Linked DNA regions of Homo sapiens: all the other regions are linked to region 2. Evidence: chromatin loops called from intact Hi-C (ENCODE). Cell type or tissue: heart left ventricle. All regions are shown on one strand.

Region 1 (5,000 bases), 930 kb before region 2:
AGTTCCCACGGAACATTCTCTTCCTTCATAGACCCCATTCCCTTAAGGAAGGTCTACTGTGATTCCCACTTCCACAAGATGGCCCCAGATCCTGGGCTGTGGTAGCACCACCTTCTTTCCCTCCAGTCCTAGAGGAAGCAGCAGCTCCCTGGTACAGCTGAACTCTGAGCTGCCTCACCGTCTCTGTTTGACTTCTTATCCCTTCCATCACTTACATACCCTATTCTCTGCGTTACATTTCCTCTTCTTGAAATACCTGAAGTGCTGTGTGTTTTCGGGCTAAACTGACAAAGATGCACCACTCCCTCTTCCCACAGTGACAAAAAACTTACACAATAAAAGCATACTTTAATACCTCGAGGCTTCTGTTCAAGTCGTTCTCTCAGCCTGGAATATTATTTTTTCCTTTGTCTTTCTGTCAAAACCTTATTTGTTTCTCTCTTCTCCAGGAATCTTTCTCTAATTCCCATACATATTCACCCCTAGTCTGCATTCCAACCACTTCTAGGGAGCAAATGGACTACCCCAATGCACTTTGTGTCAAGTGTTGAATAAAATACTCCAAGGACAAGCAACATCTTAAGCCAATCAACTAACATCCCGTTGGCCATAGGGGATATCTTTTTTTTTCTATTTTGAAAAGCTGACAATAGTCACCTTATCATAAAGCCTTCCCAGACCACCCTGTATCAAGTTTCCCTCCTTCCCCCAACTCCCACTTCACCTCTATTTCTTTCCATCCACATATCCAGCTTTCACATCAAGCATTACAGAAGACAGTAATCAAATCAACGTCCTGGGGTTTACTACAATGTAAGAGCCATATGAGCAGGAATTTGGTCTGTTTGGTTCTCTCTCCTATTCTGAGCAGCTGGAATAGTGCCTACATATTGACAGAATAAATGAATGATTGACAACACACTGTGCTTTGGGTCACGGAAGGTGGAGAGCGAGACTGAAATGGTAGGTAAAAAGATACCAGTTCCAGCCTCATCATACTTTCTCTCCTCTATCTTACAAAACTCCAACTAGCCTTTCTCAGATTCTTGGACCCACTAAGATCTTGCCCAACTTAAGCTCCTTTTCATCTTTAAAGCCCAGTTTAAATATTTCCCATTTTTTTCTTTCCCCTGTCTGTTTCCCAAATAATGTCCATCAAAATTTGTAGTCATTATTTTATTCTCTCATTAGAATATTCATTTCACTAGGTTTAGGACCAGGTATCCCTAGTACCTATACCTGACACATAATAAGTGTTTTATTTATTTATTTATTTATTTATTTATTTATTTATTTATTGAGACAGGGCCCTACTCTGTCACCCAGGCTGGAGTGCAGTGGCACAATCCAGGCTCACTGCACCCTCCATCTCCTGGGCTCAAGCAATCTTCTCACCTCAGCCTCCTGGGTGTCTGGGACTACAGGCACGCACTACCACACCTGACTAATTTTTGTATTTTTTTCTAGAGTCAGGGTTTTATCCTGTTGTCCAGGCTGATCTTGAACTCCTAAGCTCAAGTGATCCACCCACCTCAGCCTCCCAAAGTGCTGGGATTACAGACGTGAGCCATCATGCCTGGCCTACGTGCTCAAAAAAAAAAAAAAGCTTGAAAGAGTGTTGATGAATGGACCAAGGACAAATTTTGCCTCACAGTTTTGATTAAGATCTACTGGGTTGCCCACCATTTAATTTCTGGGGTCAAACCAGGAAACAACATTTTCTAGTAGAAATACTCAAAGCCTTCCACTTGGCCACAGTTGTATTAGGACTAGAAAGTTTCCCTACCTCTACCCTATTTGCACAAATGAGACCCTACTCATCAAATGCCACTGCATAGAAACAGTTCTATGCTACAGCCAGTTCTATCAATCAATGGCTGAATAGTAGAAATAATGGGGAAAGTATTCTTTGAGGATTTTTAGAAGATGCTCTTGAGCAAAATCTCTCTTTCACATGATCTGTATTTTGTGGTGATATTAAAGACCTTCAGGAATTTCAGCTAACTAGTTTCTTATTTTATTTTGGGGACTTGGCATTAGCAGCAATTCAACTCTCAGTCTTTCACAAACCTAAAGATTTAGCTCCCCGAGGGCCTATTCTCTACCATGAGGTATTAGGACAAATGAGAAAAATACTGAATTCCTTGCAGCCTTAGTCTCATATGCTGAATCTTTTTTCATTCTCATACTTATTGTGCCTTTTTAAAATAAAATTATAAGTTAAGATTCCTACCTTTACTAATTCCATCTATTACCAATATAAGCTTCCCCAGAGCTAAATGGCACCATCCTACTCTCTCCTGTTACATGGGCCATGTAACAGTACATTTGCACATACCTGGCACATATTTGATGCTTTAATGAAAGAGGTACTGTAGGGCCGGGTGCAGTGGCTCACACCTATAATCCCAGCACTTTGGGAGGCCAAGGCAGGTGGATCACCTGAGGTCAGGAGTTCTAGACCAGCCTGGCCAACCTGGTGAAACCACATCTTTACTAAGAATACAAAAATTAGCTGGGCATGGTGGCAAGGGCCTGTAATCCCAGCTACTCCAGAGGCTGACGCAGGAGAATCACTTGAACCTGGGAGGCAGAAGTCGCAGTGAGCTAAGATCATACCATTGCACTCCAGCTTCGACAACAGAGCGAGAATCCGTCTCAAAAAAAAAAAAAGAAAGATAGAAAGAAAAAAACAGAAGTACTGTGATTTACCAGTTTTTGTCTTTATGAAGAAAATTGACAAACAATGACATTTTATGATTTTGTAAATAATGCATCCTTTTCTGGGTAATTATTATTGCCAGTACATTATGAAGTCCTTTGTTTTGTTTTATTTTTTAAATGAGTTCACTTTTGCATTTAAGTGCCTCTTAATACCACTTTTTCTCTTCAATTTGGTAATGAATGGCTCCACATTCTTGCTTCAGTTCAGTGAAGGTTCTTTTTTAAAAGCAGGGCCAGCCAGTTTATAGTCATGCATGTCCTGCCTTAGTGTTGAAGTAGATGCGTTTGCAGAAACCAACCCCCAGGGGTCAGAATTAACCAACTAGAAGTGGCCTTAGGGGTTTTAGTCATTAGCTCAAGAACCCTCAGCTGTCTTTCTCTGGAGAGTATCTTCTTATCTGTTGTGAGAGAATTGAGATTTTCTCCAAAGAACTTTTTTACATCTCTTTACCTGAAGATATCAGAGTAGGTCTGGATGACAAAAAGAAAAGGCAATGTCAAAAATCATTGTGAGTAGGCTAATGAACCCTTTGTATATTGCACAAAAATGTTCCTGAATTGACAATTTAGATAACTATTTTAAGTCTTTCCTAATCCTTTAGCAAGAAATAATGTTCTTTGCTGGTTTTCCAACTTAGACCAAATAGCTTCTATTTTCACACTGATATAATTCTTCCTCCTTGTCTTGAACCCACTGTATGTATCTTTTTAGAAAAAAGTACATTATGTATATATATAAGTTATAATTCATAAAAACTTTTCAGAAAACTATTTCACAGAAGCACATTTGTATCTGACCTCAGATGTAGAGTATGGCAAAGGCAAAAACTAAGAACTAATGTTTAAAATGTTTATGGTGTTAAAATGTCAGGTTAACACTTAATTCAATACTTTTGGAGGATATTCCTATCAGAGTGGCTTCTTATGTTACAGTCAAAATTACTTTCTTGAGAGAAAACAAATATCCCAAAGTTTCTTGCAGCCCAGTTGTTTTCACTTTTGTCCTGTGGAAAGCCAAAGAAAAGCAAAGGCCACCACTCATGGGTAATGACCAAGCTTGAGCACCAGCATAAACTTAACTGTCATCAGAATTCCAGTAACACCTCCATCATCCTTGAACACAGTTATCATCTGTCCCCTTCCCTATTCTGCTCCCAAAATCCAATTTTCCTCCTTCATTCTTATTATCATCTGGATTCCTCATTTGGTGGTAACAAACTTCTTTATTATTCTCAACCTGTTCGAATAAATTCCCTGCTCTCTACTCTCCTTGCATAAGAGAGAAGCTCTGCAGTCCCTGTGACACCACTTTTCTGCAGTCCTCTGGGACTAGGGTAAGAGCTGTTCTGTATTTTCAAGCTCTGTTTGTGTGTATTGCAAGGAAGGTTGCAGAATTCTCCTGTTTCCGCTTCCAAACTATTAATACTTCCTTTAGTCGCTCATTGTCATTCTCATCTCTGACCTCACTACACATTCAACATAAACTCGGCCAATTGGGTCACTTCTTCCACCTGGAGGACTTTAAATCTCCATGCATAAGCCACCTTAGGCTCACAGTACCTTGAGTCTCATGACCACACCTTGAGTTTAATTACTCCTCAGAATTGCTCCATCTTGGAAATCTTAGACTCCAATACCACTTCTGCCTCCACCACCATATTCTATTCTTCTAGATCATCACAATACAGCCACCATTCAACCAGACTGCTACCGCCAGTTCTGAATCCCACCCAGGACTGGAGGCAGCAGTTTCCTTTACTCTTTTCCACCCTAGATTCCATGCTCACTTCAATCCCTTGTACTCTACCATCTCCAATTTCTCACTAGGTGGACTCCTTTTCTCCTCCCAGCTCTTCTCTCTCCTGTTTTCGTATTACATACTCTCCCTGAGTGACTTCATCTACTCCCACAGCTTCAGCTGCTACTAATAAGCTGATGCTTTCCAAATTTCCATCTCCAGCCAGATCTTTTTCCTAAATTCTGGAGCCACATAACTGAGTATCTATTGGACATTTCCATAAGCACTTCAAACTCAGCTTGTCAAAACTGAGTTACTCATCCCTCCCCTACAGTGGGAGTGGGAAATGTGATCCTCCTCCAATATCCTTCATCTTAGTGAATGGTGCATCATCTACCAAGTCTCAAATCTAAAAACCAAGAGTCATTCTTGACTCCTCTCTCCCTTGGCCACTTGGCCACATGCATTCTTTCTATCACCAAGTTCAGTCAGTTGTACTTATTCCTAAGTATCTGTGGAATGGACCCAACCCATATGG
Region 2 (5,000 bases):
GACAAGGGCAAAGACAAGTAGATGCAATTTCCTCAAGATCCTTATAGGTTGTGCTAAGGATCTTGAGATTTGTGCCTTCTTCTGATCTTTAAACATGCTGAGACATTTTCCACCTTGGGGTCTTTGCATTGTTGGTCCTTCTGCCCGGAATCTTCTTTCCCCAGCTCTACCAGGTTTCCCTCATTCATTCCTTCTAGCACTCTGGTGATTGGAACCCAAGCAAAAAACAAAAAAGCTCTTATTCCCAGCATTCTGAAGAAAACCACTAAAAAATATGGTAAGGTTCTTCCCCCAAGCCATACACAGAAGTAGCCATCTACTACCTCTGCCATCTACTACCTCCCCTACACTAGTTGCCCTCTAAATAAGGAGAGGCCTGGGGAAGGGGATGTGATTTGTGGTGGAGTAGGAGTTGAGAGTTCTTGAGCTTTCATCCACCGGGAAGTGTCTTCCCCACCCCACCCCCATGCAATGTGTCGTGGGTCTCTGAGGGAATCACTCACAAAGACCGGAGGTCCTACAAGAAGGGGAGACTGGCTTCTTGATCCCAGGCTGGATACTAGCTGTGCAGCCAAATGTGCGGCTGTGGGTGGAAAGTTAGCTGAGCATATTTAGGAGAGATTGATGAGTGTCCCCGAGGGTGAGGGATTTTTCTATATCCATGAAGACTGCTGTCAAGTTCTTGTCTGGAGATCTGCAGAGAGTGAGGGTTTCTTGGAGTAGCCCTTTGAATAAAGAAAAATGAAAGAAAAGGTAAGGGGGCATCCTCAGGCCAGTTCCAGTGGCCCTAGGACAGCAAAGAGATGAACTGGCATGTATAAAAAAACATACCCCGCACCTCCATCATACCTGCTCCTGCTCCTGTACTCCATTGTGGGTGAAAGGCATCACCAGAAACCAAGTATCCTAAGTCAGGAAACTGAAGGTCATTTTTGTCTTTCTCTTTCTCTCTCTCTCTCTCTCTTTTGAGACAGGGTCTTATTCTGTCACCCAGGCTGGAGTGCAGTGGTATGATCATAGCTCACTACAGCCTCGGCCTCCTGGGCTCCGTCAATCCTCCCATTTCAGCCTCCTGAGTAGCTGAGATCACAGGCATCCATCACTACACCCAGCTAATTTTTTGAAAAATTATTTTGTAGAGATGGGTATAGTGGGGTGCGGGGGGTGGTCTCCCTATGTTGCCCAGACTGGTCTTGAATGCCTGGGCTCAAGTCATCCTCCTGCCTTGGCCTCCAAGAGTGCTGGGATTACAGGCATGAGCCACTGTGCCCAGCCATCTTTATCTTTCTCTTTTTTATCCCCTACATCTAGTAAACCACTAGCCTTTTAACTGTGCATTCTTTACTGCCTCTTCAATTTCTTTTCTTCCCTCCACCTCTATGAACGTAGTTCAGGAATGTATCACTTGTTGCTTGGGTTACTTCAAGAAGTCTCTTTTCTAAGATAAGGAAAGCCTAGACTTTAATGCTACACTTTTGAGAGGGTGATGAGAAGACATTCCTTGTTTCTTTTTTACCCCAAACCAGGGAAAACTAGGCAATGAGGATATTACAGATCTCCCCAAACCAACAAACAGAAAATCTGCTTCCTTTGAACCAATACTCCTTTGAGCAGACCCTGACTTAGCTATCTCTTTTTTTTTTTTGGAGACAGAGTCTCACTCTGTCGCCCAGGCTGGAGTGCAATGGTGAAATCTCAGCTCACCGCAAGCTCCGCCTCCTGGGTTCAAGGGATTCTCCTGCCTCAGCCTCCTGAGTAGCTGGGACTACAGGCACGCACTACCACACCTGGCTAATTTTTGTATTTTTAGTAGAGATGGGGATTCACCATGTTGGTCAGGCTGGTCTTCAACTCCTGACCTTGTGATCCGCCCACCTGGGCCTCCCAAAGTGCTGGGATTACAGGCGTGAGCCACCATGCCCGGCCTATCTTTCCTTTTACCACCAAACATCATGTTTACATTTTCTGCCTATATTTCCTTATCACTCTGCTTTCAATCCCTTAAATTATGGCTTCTTTTTAACTGAAATTGGTTCACAAAGTTCATTCACTAATGCCAATGTACTGATTTAGGCATTTTTCTGTTACAGGCAATAGAAATTCTAACCAAAATTAGATTAAGCAAAAAGGAGAAGGTATCAGCTCATATAACTGGGGAGTCCAGAAACAGAAATAAGGACAGGCACAACATCATCCAGGACTCCGTATCACTGTGATGCCATTTCTCTCCTTGATTACCTCTAATTCCTTAGAGTTTGCTCCATCATAGGACCACGCATGGAGGCAAGGCAGTTGCAATGGCTTCAGTTTCTATATCCACTCAGATGGACATCTCAAAGGAACAAGGGTGTGTTTCATTCTTTCTCATTCTGTCCTAAGTCCCTAAACCGATTCCTGTGGCCATGGGAATGTGTTGCTCTGATTGGCCAGGCTTGAGTCACATCTCTACAGGGCAGACATGTCCAATAGAAATATAAGGGGAGCCATAAATGTGAGGCACAGATATAAGCCACATATGTAATCTTACATTTTCTGGTAGCCACACTTTAAAAAGTGAAAAAAAAGGTGAAATTAAATATAATGATACATTCTATTTAACCTAGTATATCCAAAATGTTATTCTTTCAGCATGTAATCAACATAAATGATGATTAAAATGTTTTATATCATTTCTTGTACCAAGTCATCAAAACTCATCATTTTAACAAGGCTTCCAACTGATGATGTGTTGGGGGGTGGAGGGCCTGTGAGACATACTTTGAGAAACACTAACCTACACTTTCATTTTTTCTGTGTTCCCAAAATTACCTTTAGAGTGCTCAGAGTACTGAGACATCTGCTGAAATATGCTGGAGCAATCCAGAGTGAAGCAGGGTTGTTACTGGATAGAGCAAGATAGGATCAGAGACGTTTAATATTGCTGCCATGTTGCCGCCATCTATTGGTTGTGTCACATATTACAGGTTCATAACCGAAAAAATGAAGCTGGTCATTTGTGGGCCCCTTTATACTTCTGGCAAGACACCTCCTCAACTGCATCCTGAAATGACTTTTCTTTAGAATTCTTATTTATTACAGAATACAGAAAAATCTTAATAGTTGTGCATTATGGATTATCAGGCCTACGTCTAACAGAATGTTGTTGTTGTTGTCAGCTACAGAACAGATAGATTTCCTTTAAATATAACCCTATTATCCTGTCAGCAATCCACTGTAAGTGACCTTGGTTTCTGTTTCTGCAGATTTTCTTCACCTTCTGAAGGCATTGACCAGAGAAAATTTCTTAACATCTCTGAGCCTTAGTTCCTTCAGCTATAAAATATAGGATAATAATGCTACCTTCTTCATAGCGTTATTGTGAAGATTAAATTGCATAGTGTTTATAAATTATTTGGCACAGTGCCTGATGTATATAAAGAACGCTGTCAATGTTATTGTTAAGAAGAATAACAAGTCTTAATGGAAATTTGAACAGTGACTGGAAATTTGATAACATTATGGAATTAAATTTTATTTTGTTTTTTTTAAATCCTTATATTAAAAAAATCCTTATCCTTTACAGATACACACTGAACTAGTTATAGGTGAAATTATATGACTACTGGGATTTGTCTCAAAATAAAATGGAAGGGAAGTGAGCAGTAAAGCAATATTGGCTATAATCTGATCATGGTTTAAACTCAGTGAAGGATTTATGAAGGTTTATTATGCTACTTTGTTTTGTGTATGTTTGAAATTTTCCATAAAATTTAAGCAAACAAACAAAATTGCCAGGCGCAATGGCTCACGCCTGTAATCCCAGTACTTTGGGAGGCCGAGGAGGGCGGATCACCTGAGGTCAGGAGTTCAAGACCAGCCTGGCCATCATAGTGAAATCCCGTCTCTACCAAAAATACAAAAATTAGCCGGGTGCTGTGGTGCGTGCCTGCCTGTAGTCCCAGCTACTTGGGAGGCTGAGGCAGGAAATTGCTTAAACCCAGGAGGCGGAAGTTGCAGTGAGCCGAGATTATATCACTGCACTCCAGCCTGGGTGACAGAGCAAGACTCCATCTCAGAAAAAAAAAAAAAAAAAATTAAAAAAAAAAAGAACAATATGTTTTTATATTCTTCACAGCAGCATGTATAATGCTGGACATACTGTGGGTACTACATGTTGATTTGTTGATTAATTGCTACCATGGGATAGAATTTTGTCATCTTGGGGAGAACAACTTAAAAGATGAACTTAAAAGAATTGACTTCACATGCCTCCAGAAAAAAATTAGATGGGAACACGTTTTAGCTTAACATGCTAAAGGTGATTTTGTCAGAAAAATCATGATGAAGTGTATCACTGTTGGCATAGCAAAAATTGGCAATTCTCTAAGAGATGCAGAAAGGAAGAATTGTAGAGATTATGTCTTTCAGCATCTATCTTCTTGACTTAAGTAAATAAATAAGAAATACCTACTTCGTTTGTGGATAGGAATCAAAGAAATATCCCATCTGTGGCAGATAATAATTATGTTCTTTGTTATAGCATATCAGAGAACCCATCCGTAATAGTATTGGTAGGGATAGCTATATTTGTATGGTAGTTACAGCTCTTGCATTCAAACTTCATCTAATCCCATTACATCTAGTTGATTCTTTTTTTTTTTTTTTTTTTTTTTTTTGAGATGGAGTCTTGCTCTGTCACCCAGGCTGGAGTGCAGTGGTGCAATCTCAGCTCACTGTAACCTCTGCCTCCCGGATTCAAGCAATTCTCCTGTCTCAGCCTCCCGAGTAGCTGGGATTACAGGTGCATACCACCACACCCAGCTAATCTTTGTATTTTTAGTAGAGACGGGGTTTCACTATGTTGGCCTGGCTGGTCTTGAACTCCTGACCTCGTGATCCACCCCCCTCAGCTTCCCAAAGTACTGGAATTACAAGCGTGAGCCACCGTGCCTGGCCACATCTAGTTCATTCTTAAACCCGCCCGTATGTACCTCTTTATACCCTGTCATGTGAAGAGCAAA
Region 3 (5,000 bases), 680 kb before region 2:
GCCCCCAGGTTTGATGATTTGCTCAGAGAATTCACAAGACTCTGCACATAGTTGTGCTCATGGCTGTGACTTATTATGGCAAAAAAATACTAATACAAAGCAAAATTGGGAAAGGGAAAAGATGTGGGGTGAAGTCTGAGGGAAGCCAGGCTTCCAGGGATCCTCTCCCAGTGGAATTAAGGGCATGTTTTATTCCCCAGCAGTGGGCTGTGACAACATATATGAAATGTCGTCTCCCAGGGAAGCTTGTTAGGCGCACTTGGCACCTAGGGTTTTTATTGAGAGCAGTCACGTAGGTTTCTTCTGCTTGGCACATAACAAAATCCAAACTTCCAAAAGGAAAGCAGGCATTCAGAGTAAACTGTGTTGTTTGTATATCCAGTCTAGGCACAGTAAACTACTCTTCTCAGTTGTGGGAATGATGGGACCCCTCAAAATCCAAGTTCTAGAAATTAGTCAAGGGTCAACCTTGTAAGTAGACTTTTGAAAGGATAGCAGTCATTTCTGCATAATGAAACACTGTATCTTATATATTAAGAAAGATATTAATAAAACTAATGCTACTGTAGTATTTATATGTTGTATTTATGAGTAATATTTTCATAATAAAATTATTGAAAAAGAATGATTAACATTCAGGAGAGTGGTTATTTCTGGGGTGGCAAATATGGAACTTAGTGATACTGGAAATATTATTCTTAATTTGGATTGTGGGTTCACTCATTTATTTGTATGCTTCATAACTTACAAATATATGTAAAGTTTACATATTATTACATAGCACCAAACTTTTTTAAAGTAAAAGGGAAAACTTGCCTGCCTAATTCCTGCTTTTCTGAGATAGCAAATTCTTACCATTTGATCTCACTGAATAATAATCACTCCCAAGATGATGTTAGTCATTGGTCTCATTTTACTGTTGAGTGACTTCAATATAACAGCAGGAGCACCCACCCTGCAAAGGAGTGGAAATGGGTGGTATCATCATGGAGAAACCAGGAAAAAATTGAGAAGCTGAAAGTGACTTTATTTTCATTGTGGATTAGACTGGTTAAGGGAGATGATGCCTGGCCTAGGGGGAGGGCAAGAAGAGAAAGAGGTAAGAAGAGGAAAAAGTCCAAGTTGGACTGCTCCAAGCAAATTCTCGGGTCATGGTTTACAGAGGACATGTGAGTAGTTTCTAGCTCAGGAAGAATCAGAAGTCAGCAATCAGTTGATGAGCTCTCATACATAATTCAAGGTTCTGTTGTAAGTAGCCCATTCTGAAACATTGAGAATTGAGGCCAACCTTCTAGGCCTCAGGCGGGTTTAAAACAGTCAGTTTTGACTCTTTGAAGTTGACATTTCTGTTCAGGTAATATGATTTAACAAACTTGAGTGCCTACTATATATATAATGTTAATTTATTTAATATTAATTACCCTATTTGTAGATTATATCCTCATTTTACAGAGAGAAGTAAAGTTGAGAGAGGTTAAGGAACATGCCCAAAACAAAGGCAGTTAGTATCAGAATTAGGATTCAAGCCCATATCTTGTAAAGATTCCAAATTTTGAGTTCTCTAGCTACTCACCTAAGATACTTCTACAATAATAGATACTCCTAATGGCAAAATACACTGTGCCAGCCTCTGCCCTGTGTCTTATGTTTATTGTTCTTTTTGGCACCACTGCATAGCATAGATTTATTTTACAGATAAGTAAACTGAGGCTACAGGGTTTATTTAACTTGCCCAAGGTCATATTACTAGCTGGAATTTGCACTCAGTTAAAATTTTCCATTATTATGTTATTCAGAATTGATTAAAAAATGAGTTAAGAATGGCCATACCTCTTTGCTTCCAATCTAGAGAAGGAAATGGATTAGTAAATGTATACAGTAGATGTACACGCTGATTGAGAGGCAGTGTAGCCTGATAGGAACATGAGCTCGATCTGGACTGCCTGGATTCAAATCCTGGCTCTGCAATTGATTTGCTATGGAAGCTTGAGTAAATTAATATTTCTGTGGCTCCTTTAAAAAAATCTGTAGAATGGGGATAATATTGGAAGGATTAAATAAGTTAATATATGTGACATGGTTAATAGGCACTACATTATTGTGGAGTTTGCCATTAAGACTAATGATTAGACAGTGAAGTGAGAATGGGCATTCTAAGCTTAAGGAATGGCATGTACACAAAGTAGAGCTGTGAAAGGCACATTTGGGTACAGGTGCTTTAGTGAAGAGAATGAATGCTTACCTAAGGTAGTATAGCAAAAGATGAAGCTGTTTTTAAAGATACTCTATGTCATTACTGCTGCAGTAATGTTAGTCATTGAATTTTGTGACTGAATATTTAAAACTGATTTAAGTTGTATCCATAATGGAAGTAGATGATAAGTTATATTTGTGCCACTAGATGGTGGAGTTTTCAAATTTTAGTAATTAGCTTACCCAGTATCTTTTAGTATTTTAAATTGTAATCATTTTCCATCAGTAGAGATGGGTAATTTTGTGTCAGTGCTGAAGTTTGCTATTTTTCTAAATTATGTATGGGAGGGGCTGAAGATATCTTACAAAAACTGCAAACCTAGAAAGCAGACATTGTTTTCCTGACGTAATACTGATTGCTAAGCATTCATGAGGTAATTTTGGAGTCATAGTTTAAGTACATTTATTTCATGCAATACTTTCAGAAAAAAGACATTGTGTGCTTGATAAGTGGTAGAAGTCATTTACTGTGTGTAGTCAGTGGCATGGACCGCCCTCATTCCTTTGGCTGTTTCCATCTATCTTTAGAATTTTGTAATCTCATGTTTTACCTTTAGGTAGATGGTATTCCTGTAGCTAATATTAAACTATTTTGATGTATTACCGGAATTTCTGTTTCAGGGAAGGAAGTAGGAGCTAGGTTCAGATTAGAAGCTGAATAAAAGGTTTCCTGCCAAGAAGATAGAAAAGTACTATAGGCAGAAAGAGAGTTAATGCTGGAACAAAAGAGAATTCTTTAGCTTATTTCCATGTCTATGTAAACTGAACATACAGAACAAAATGTGGCCTTTCCTGACAAAGGCAGGTTTTTACAATGAACTTTATGTTATTAGGCTATGTTATAGGTCATGGATGGCCTTTCGGGAGACTGATGTATGTATGGCTCTCTTTACCTAAACAAATGACCCAGATTACTGGGCATTTTAAGTTCCTTTATTTGTTTTTTATTTTTTTTGAGACGGAGTCTCACTCTGTTGCCCAGTTGGAGTGCAGTGCTGTGATCTGCCTCCCTGGTTCAAGCGATTCTCCTGCCTCAGTCACCCGAATAGCTGGGATTACAGGCATGTGCTGCCACGCCTAGCTGATTTTTGTATTTTTGGTAGAGATGGGGTTTCACCATGTTGCCCAGGCTGGTCTTAAACTCCTGACCTCAGGTGATCCACCCACCTCGGCCTCCCAAACTGTTGGGATTACAGGCGTGAGCCACCAGGCCTGTCCTTAAGTTCCTTTAGCCACATTTAACAGCTTTTCACTGCCTTTCCCAACCATTTGTTTTCTATAGTAGTCCTTAGGCCTGGTATGTTGCCTGCCACTCCATTTTAATTTTCTAGGTCTGGGTGCCTATAGGCCAAGAAACCATATTGTCACATTTGTCCAGAAATGAATTTAAAGTAAGAATAAGTGGGTTGTGTAGGATTTGGAGGAGTTACTTGCTATGAATAAAGTATGCTGATTATAACATTCCTTTGGGGGGTTCAAAGTCTTTTTTAAGCTTTTGTATTATCTGCAGAGGTTTTTTAAAAAAATTAATTTCAGTTAGCACATATACAGATTTCATTTTATAAGCAACTATCAGTGGCAAAAGTTGTTAGTGTTGGTAACATGATATAGGGGGAAATGCACTGAAATTTCCAATCAGATGTTTTCTTTTTTTTTTTTTTAACCTGCTTTTTAGAAATCAGAGAATTCAAAATTGAATTAAAATATTATTATTTTTTTTAATTTTATAGCTATGACTTCACACCTATGGATTCTTCTGCAGTTTATGTGTTAAGTAGTATGGCTCGCCAGCGTCGTGCATCTTTGTCTTGTGGAGGACCTGGTGGTCAAGACTTTGCAAGATCTGGATTCAGTAAAAACTGTGGCTCACCTGGATCATCACAGCTCTCTTCCAATTCTTTGTATGCTAAAGCTGTCAAAAACCACAGCTCAGGGACTGTGAGTGCCACTTCTCCTAATAAGTGCAAAAGACCAATGAATGCCTTCATGCTTTTTGCCAAAAAATACAGAGTTGAATATACTCAGATGTATCCAGGGAAAGATAACAGGTAAAAATAGTGATAATTCTGATTACAATAAATGAGTAACACTTCAATACGGTTCATGGTAACTGGAATAGTTAAGTAAACTTATTCTTTAATAGCTTTTATTCAACTCTTAGGTTGACTTTTTTGTTTGTTTTTGAGACGGAGTCTCGCTGTGTCACCCAAGCTGGAGTCCAGTGGTACGATCTCAGCTCACTGCAACCTCCGCCTTCCAGGTTCAAGTGATTATCCTGCCTCAGCCTCTCAAGTAGCTGAGACTACAGGCGCCCACCACCATACCTGGCTAATTTTTTGTATTTTTAGTAGAGACAGGGTTTCACCATGTTGGCCAGGCTGATCTCGAACTCCTGACCTCGTGATCCACCCACCTTGGCCTCCTAAAGTGCCGTGATTACAGGCGTGAGCCACTGTGCCCGGCCAGGTTGACTTTAAAGTAAAAAGTTTAAGTGGAATTTTTAGGGTTATATGTAATTATTTTATAATACATAGACAATTAGGTTATCTACCTTAGTAGTAAGGATCTACCTTTTATTATTTGTGCCATAGCCCAGGCTGCAGTACAGCGGCGCAACTCACTGTAGCCTGTATCTCCCAGGCTCAATCCTCCCACCTCAGCTTCCTGAATGGCTGGGATTACAGGCACATGCCACCACACCCAGTTAATTTTTGTATTTTTTGTAGAGATAGGGTTGTGCCATGTTG
Region 4 (5,000 bases), 670 kb before region 2:
TTCTCTTGAGAGAGAAATAGTAAGATATGCATAGTTAATTCTACACTTCCACTATGATTGAATGAGAAAAGACCTTTATCAAAACTATTTGATAGGTTACGGGCACAAATAGATTAGCTTTTAGTACAAGTTGAATACTTCATGCTGCTGATACGGAACAATGGATTATTTGATTCGGGATTTTACTGGAAATGAGCATTATGGCCTTGACCTTTTCCCATCTCTGTGATAGACAAGATTTTCATCTTTTTTAACTTCACATTTTTCTCCTGAAGTAGCAGCACTTGACATGAGATTTATGAAAAATGTGTGCTTTCAGCATTGTGTAAATATTTATTTTACAGAGCCATAAGTGTGATCCTTGGTGACAGGTGGAAGAAAATGAAGAATGAAGAGAGAAGAATGTACACATTAGAAGCAAAGGCTTTGGCTGAAGAACAGAAACGTTTAAATCCTGACTGTTGGAAGAGGAAAAGAACCAATTCAGTATGTTTCAATAAATAGTGTTTAAAATTATCTTGCCTTATCCGTGCAGGTGTACTGGCATGTTGGAGCAGTTGTTACAACCTTTAAGAGGTTGTGTTGATGCTGTCTCTAGCATTTTTATACTTCAAAACCTAATAATGTTATCACATCATCATATAAAGACTGCCTTTCCTCAAGGGTCATTTACTCTCATAGCATGGCAAGTCGAAATCTCAGGCAAACTTCAAAAGAATGTTTGTTCTAAACATTGAGTTGGAAAAATAATTTTGGAATGCAGTGTTTCTAGTTGGGTTGAAAGATAAGCATTATTAATCCATTAATATCACAGTAGAAAATTTCTCTAATAATTTTGGGATTGTCTCAACAGCTTTTTTTCCTTAATTGGTGAGGGACCAATAAGGCTGGAGGTGTTGGGGTATGTTAGCTGTCATTCATGGGGACTTGTGCCATTGGCACAGAATTTCTAGATTGAAAAATTTCAAGGAGGAGAAGAAATAGGCCCAGGAATGGTGGCAAACAAGTCTATATGATAAGCTATCTTGGATAGACTTGTTTCTTATAACTTTTCCATTACTAAACTAGCATCTTTTAGGTTCAGCGTTTTTAGATTAATTGCAAAAAAATTACATGTGATATAGTGGGGTCAATTTGAAGTATCATTGAAAGATGAAGGGAAGATATCAATATTTTTATAGTAGGAGGGCTGGCCAAAGATGTTTTAAATTCATTGTGTACATGTGCCTGTTTCTTAGTAAAATGCAGGTCATATCTGTTTAAATTTTTCACAATTTCTTTAAAAATAGTGGTCAGTCAGTAGTCAGATGAGAGGGTGGCTGAACTGAATTTTGGCAGTTCTTGGTTAATTTAGAATTTCATGTGTTCGGACTTTTCCTGTATCCCTTTTCTGTTCATCCTAGTCAATGTCTTATCATTGCATACATTTTCTGGATGCTTGAGCCATCAGATATCAGCTAGCTTTTTAAAATCACCTTTAAGAAAGCAGTATTTTCTAATAGTAAATTTATAAACATCTTATACATCTTAGCTTTCATATATAGGATTACTATGTATTGATTTGTAAACATTCACTGAGTTTAATTTTATTTCCACAGGGCTCACAACAACATTAAACCAGGATGCTTATGTTCTTAAGTCTATATTTGCATATACATTGACTCTTGATGGAAAGACTTAAGAAGATCAAGGTCTCACCATTTGTCCTCAATTCGTGTGACCATAAGATACTGATAGCATTGAGTCTTGAAATGATTTAATAATATGAGTGAGGATTTGCTTTCTCCATTAGAGCATTAAGCTAAAACTATCAACATTTTAAACCAAATTGCCTTATTTTTCTTCCAAACTTCATATATGTCTATCAGGTAATAATAGGCTTGAAAATTGATATCCTGTGGTGCTAAAGTACAGTAGAAAGAGAGGAGAAGTGTATACATGTTTTATTTTAAATTGTACGAAAGGGGAATTTAAAAAATATGTAACTGCTGTTTATACATTGGCTCCTTACTGCTTATTAATCTGTATTGTACACATGATGAAATGAAGCAGAAGCTGGGAGTCGGCCTTTCCTCTAGTAACCACCACATGGCTCAGCATCTGTGCCAAACATAGGCGCTCCTAGTCTGGTCAGTGCCAAGAGGCTACCAGAACATGGGGCAGGTGGCTGGTGTTGGTGTCCCAGCCTAAGAGCCACCTGCTGCAGTTACCATGGCATGCTGAGTTGATGCACCAGGTGGCAGCAGCCATCCGTTATTATTTCCAATGGAGACCTAGCCCAGGCCAAGGTAAAGTTAGTTAATAGCATTGGGATATAGTCACTGTAATGGTGCTATTAACAAACAGTCAACACCATTGTATTTTTTAACTTCGTGTTCTGTATCTCCTCAGCCATGTATCTTAAATATATTTTGTCATCATAATCTTTATGGTGGGGGCAGACTTTGCACTTACTGCAGTGCAACACTTGCACTTTAATTTTCCTCCAACTGTCTAAAATTAGAGCAAATACATTGGCAATACAGCTGCTTTTGCTCTGAGCTACAATCATGGCTTTTCATGTTACTTACCAAGTGGTGTTTCTGGTTAGGAATCACAGCTGTAAAATTGATTTCAGTTCATCACACTTCTTCATGATGTTGCCCCTAAATTTTGCACACTATATTCTTGTATATTATTTCAAATAAATGGAAAAAAAAGTTGCTTATCTCTGACGTCTACTGATTGATTGATTGATTGATTAATCTTGGCTGAATTTTATTTATGAGTTCTCAGAATAACAGGTTCAGGAGATGAGATGGAAAACATAAGGCAAATTCCTAACACTGCTAATTAGGAGGCTGCTGATAGGATTTTAAAAATTAAAAACAATGTTAATAGTGGAACAAGAGCCATCAGAAAATAAGGACTTAGATTATCTACTATTTATAGAGAATTGCTATACAATAAAAATTTTTATTTTTCACGTGGCATTTTTGTTACACGGTTAAACAGCCCAAAGGTCTGCTTTTAATAACATGACAAAGTGTAACAAAAGCCTTGCTTTATTTAAAGATCCAGTATGACATACTTAAAAAGGCCATTTAACCTTGTATCTTAGCTTGGGATGTGCCAGTGGTTCCTCAACTTTGTTGTCTATTGGAATCATTTTGGGGATTTTTTTTTTTTTTAATAGTGGTGTCTGTCAGGCTCCCACTCCTAGACATGTTAATTAATGTGGAGTGCAAGTTGGGCATCAGGATTTTAAAAAAATCCCCTGGTGATTGGTATGAATGTGCAGCCAAATTTGGAAACCACTGAGCTACATGCTTATTTAGTGAAGAAGGCAGGGTTGGGGGAAGCAGGGTACATGTTATAACTTGATCATATCCCTTTAAAAGAAGTGGGGACTTTGGGTTTATGTACCCATAGGAGGACTTGGTTATGGATGGGAAAGACATTTTAGCCTTGTACAAAAATCTGAAAGAGGAAAACATCTTTCTGGAAAAATCAGGTCCATGGAATTGAAAGGTGGTGATAACTCAACATTTTTTATGCTAAAGTATAAGTGCTAAAGAGGTAAATAAACGTCGATAGGAAATACCGAACAATCAATTACATTCTTAAAATAGTAGATAGTAGCAGTCTTTTGGAGTATGTGTTTAACTGCCAACTATGAATGGGTTAGCACAAAGTGGAGATGAACAAAGATTTCATGTCATTACTGAAGAGCAGACATAGCCTTTTGAAGCAGCTGAACCATTATGGGATAAACTGGTGCAAATTCTTTGCCTTCTCTACTTCTCACTGATTGAACATAAGCTTCCAGGGCTCCCCTGAAAACCAAAATGAAAACAATGTCAAAATATTAGATAAATCACATAAAACAGTTAAGGGGATACCAATATATAAAAATTATTAGTAAGCTCATTTCTGGAACTGTTAATGCTCGGTTTCACAAGCCAAGTGACCAACAGCCTTCACTCAGTTACTGGTAGTGTTACTATGGTTACTACGGTTACTACGTTTAGTGTGAAAAACTATAACCATGTTTTCAGTCTGCATTGTTCTTAGTGGTCTAGTCATATACTCGGAGTCCTCTGGCTGTGTAAATATGTTCTCAATTTCCCTTTTCCCTGCTTCCCTACTGAAGACACCGGCAACGGAATGGGCATTTGTGCCTACTCCCAGAGCTCACGAGGGGCATCCTGCGCCTCTGAAAGGCACGCTCAAGAGTACAAGGGGATGGGGCCCTTTGGCACATTCGGTAACACCAGTAGATGCATTATATTCCTGTTATTTGATGAACTATGAACAACCAACAACTAGAATAAGTGCTCTTGGGCTGTAATGGCAAAATACATGATCGGGAAGCAGTCTGAATTTAATCAAGGGGATGTACCATTCCATTGTTTATGATTATGATCTCATGGATTAGGTTGGGGGTTAGCAAACTGCCTGCAGGCTGAATCTAGCCTGATGCTTGTTCATTTATATATTGTCTGTGGCTGCTTTCACACAATGGCAGAGTTGAATAGTTGAGGCAGAGACCATGTGGCCTGCAAAGTCTGAAATATATCTGGCCCTTCTTTTACAGAAAAAGTTCGTCAGTCCCTGAACCAGATCGTCTGTTTAAGTGGAGCTAAAAAGAATGGCTACGAGATTAATTTTTAATTATTGGTCTATTTAAGTACCAGGTACACAAATACATTTTTGTCATATTTTCTTCAAAATTTCAGTTTGAGATTGGAGCATTTGTATAAAGATGTAAGTTAATACCATTACTCAGCTCACATACGATAGCACTTAAGTGGTTTTCTTTTGCTCTCAAATACTGAAAATACTAATCTAATTGGGTTTGTTCAAGATTTTTCATTGAATTGTGGGGAAAACATTTCCCCAGAGTCTGGCTATCACTGATCAGTTTGTAGTGCCCTTCATCCCACAAGCCACTGTCATACGTAAAGGGATTTCAAATCTCTTAAGTTCCAGCCCTCGACCTCCCCCTCCTGATCTCTGCT

The links. Hi-C counts contacts between places; a loop is a spot of excess contacts. Peaks named below come from ENCODE experiments on the same cell type or tissue, not always from the same donor. Only the 100,000 strongest peaks of a DNase experiment are listed, where the experiment ranks them.
Region 1: a loop joins it to region 2, with 6 times the contacts of the local background. A loop is called at or near these places in 9 of 110 quality-filtered maps.
Region 3: a loop joins it to region 2, with 4 times the contacts of the local background. A loop is called at or near these places in 29 of 110 quality-filtered maps.
Region 4: it touches region 2 in a loop (4-fold over the local background); 30 of 110 quality-filtered maps call a loop at or near these places.

What each region holds. Positions count from the first base shown.
Region 1 is chr7:106,944,404-106,949,403 of GRCh38, forward strand. No RefSeq gene overlaps it. Among named protein-coding and RNA genes, the nearest start is that of PIK3CG, 82 kb to the left of the region's middle. In heart left ventricle, a CTCF peak has its summit at 3,025 (motif pointing right); no DNase peak of the experiment used is centred here.
Region 2 is chr7:107,871,883-107,876,882 of GRCh38, forward strand. It overlaps LOC105375445 (a long non-coding RNA gene), which reads right to left and starts at 2,353. Exons shown (of 3, transcript XR_927851.2): 1 at 2,239-2,353; 2 at 504-725. In heart left ventricle, a CTCF peak has its summit at 2,942 (motif pointing left); no DNase peak of the experiment used is centred here.
Region 3 is chr7:107,191,851-107,196,850 of GRCh38, forward strand. HBP1 (HMG-box transcription factor 1) reads left to right here. Exons shown (of 11, transcript NM_012257.4): 9 at 3,984-4,301. Among named protein-coding and RNA genes, the nearest start is that of HBP1, 25 kb to the left of the region's middle. In heart left ventricle, a CTCF peak has its summit at 2,427 (motif pointing right); no DNase peak of the experiment used is centred here.
Region 4 is chr7:107,199,816-107,204,815 of GRCh38, forward strand. HBP1 (HMG-box transcription factor 1) reads left to right here. Exons shown (of 11, transcript NM_012257.4): 10 at 345-486; 11 at 1,599-2,707. The coding sequence ends at 1,616. COG5 (component of oligomeric golgi complex 5) reads right to left here. Exons shown (of 22, transcript NM_006348.5): 22 at 1,557-3,815. The coding sequence ends at 3,701. It overlaps LOC124901720 (a long non-coding RNA gene), which reads left to right and starts at 3,815. Exons shown (of 2, transcript XR_007060471.1): 1 at 3,815-4,676. In heart left ventricle, a CTCF peak has its summit at 2,214 (motif pointing right); a DNase peak (open chromatin) is centred at 2,206; H3K27ac peaks cover 514 bases.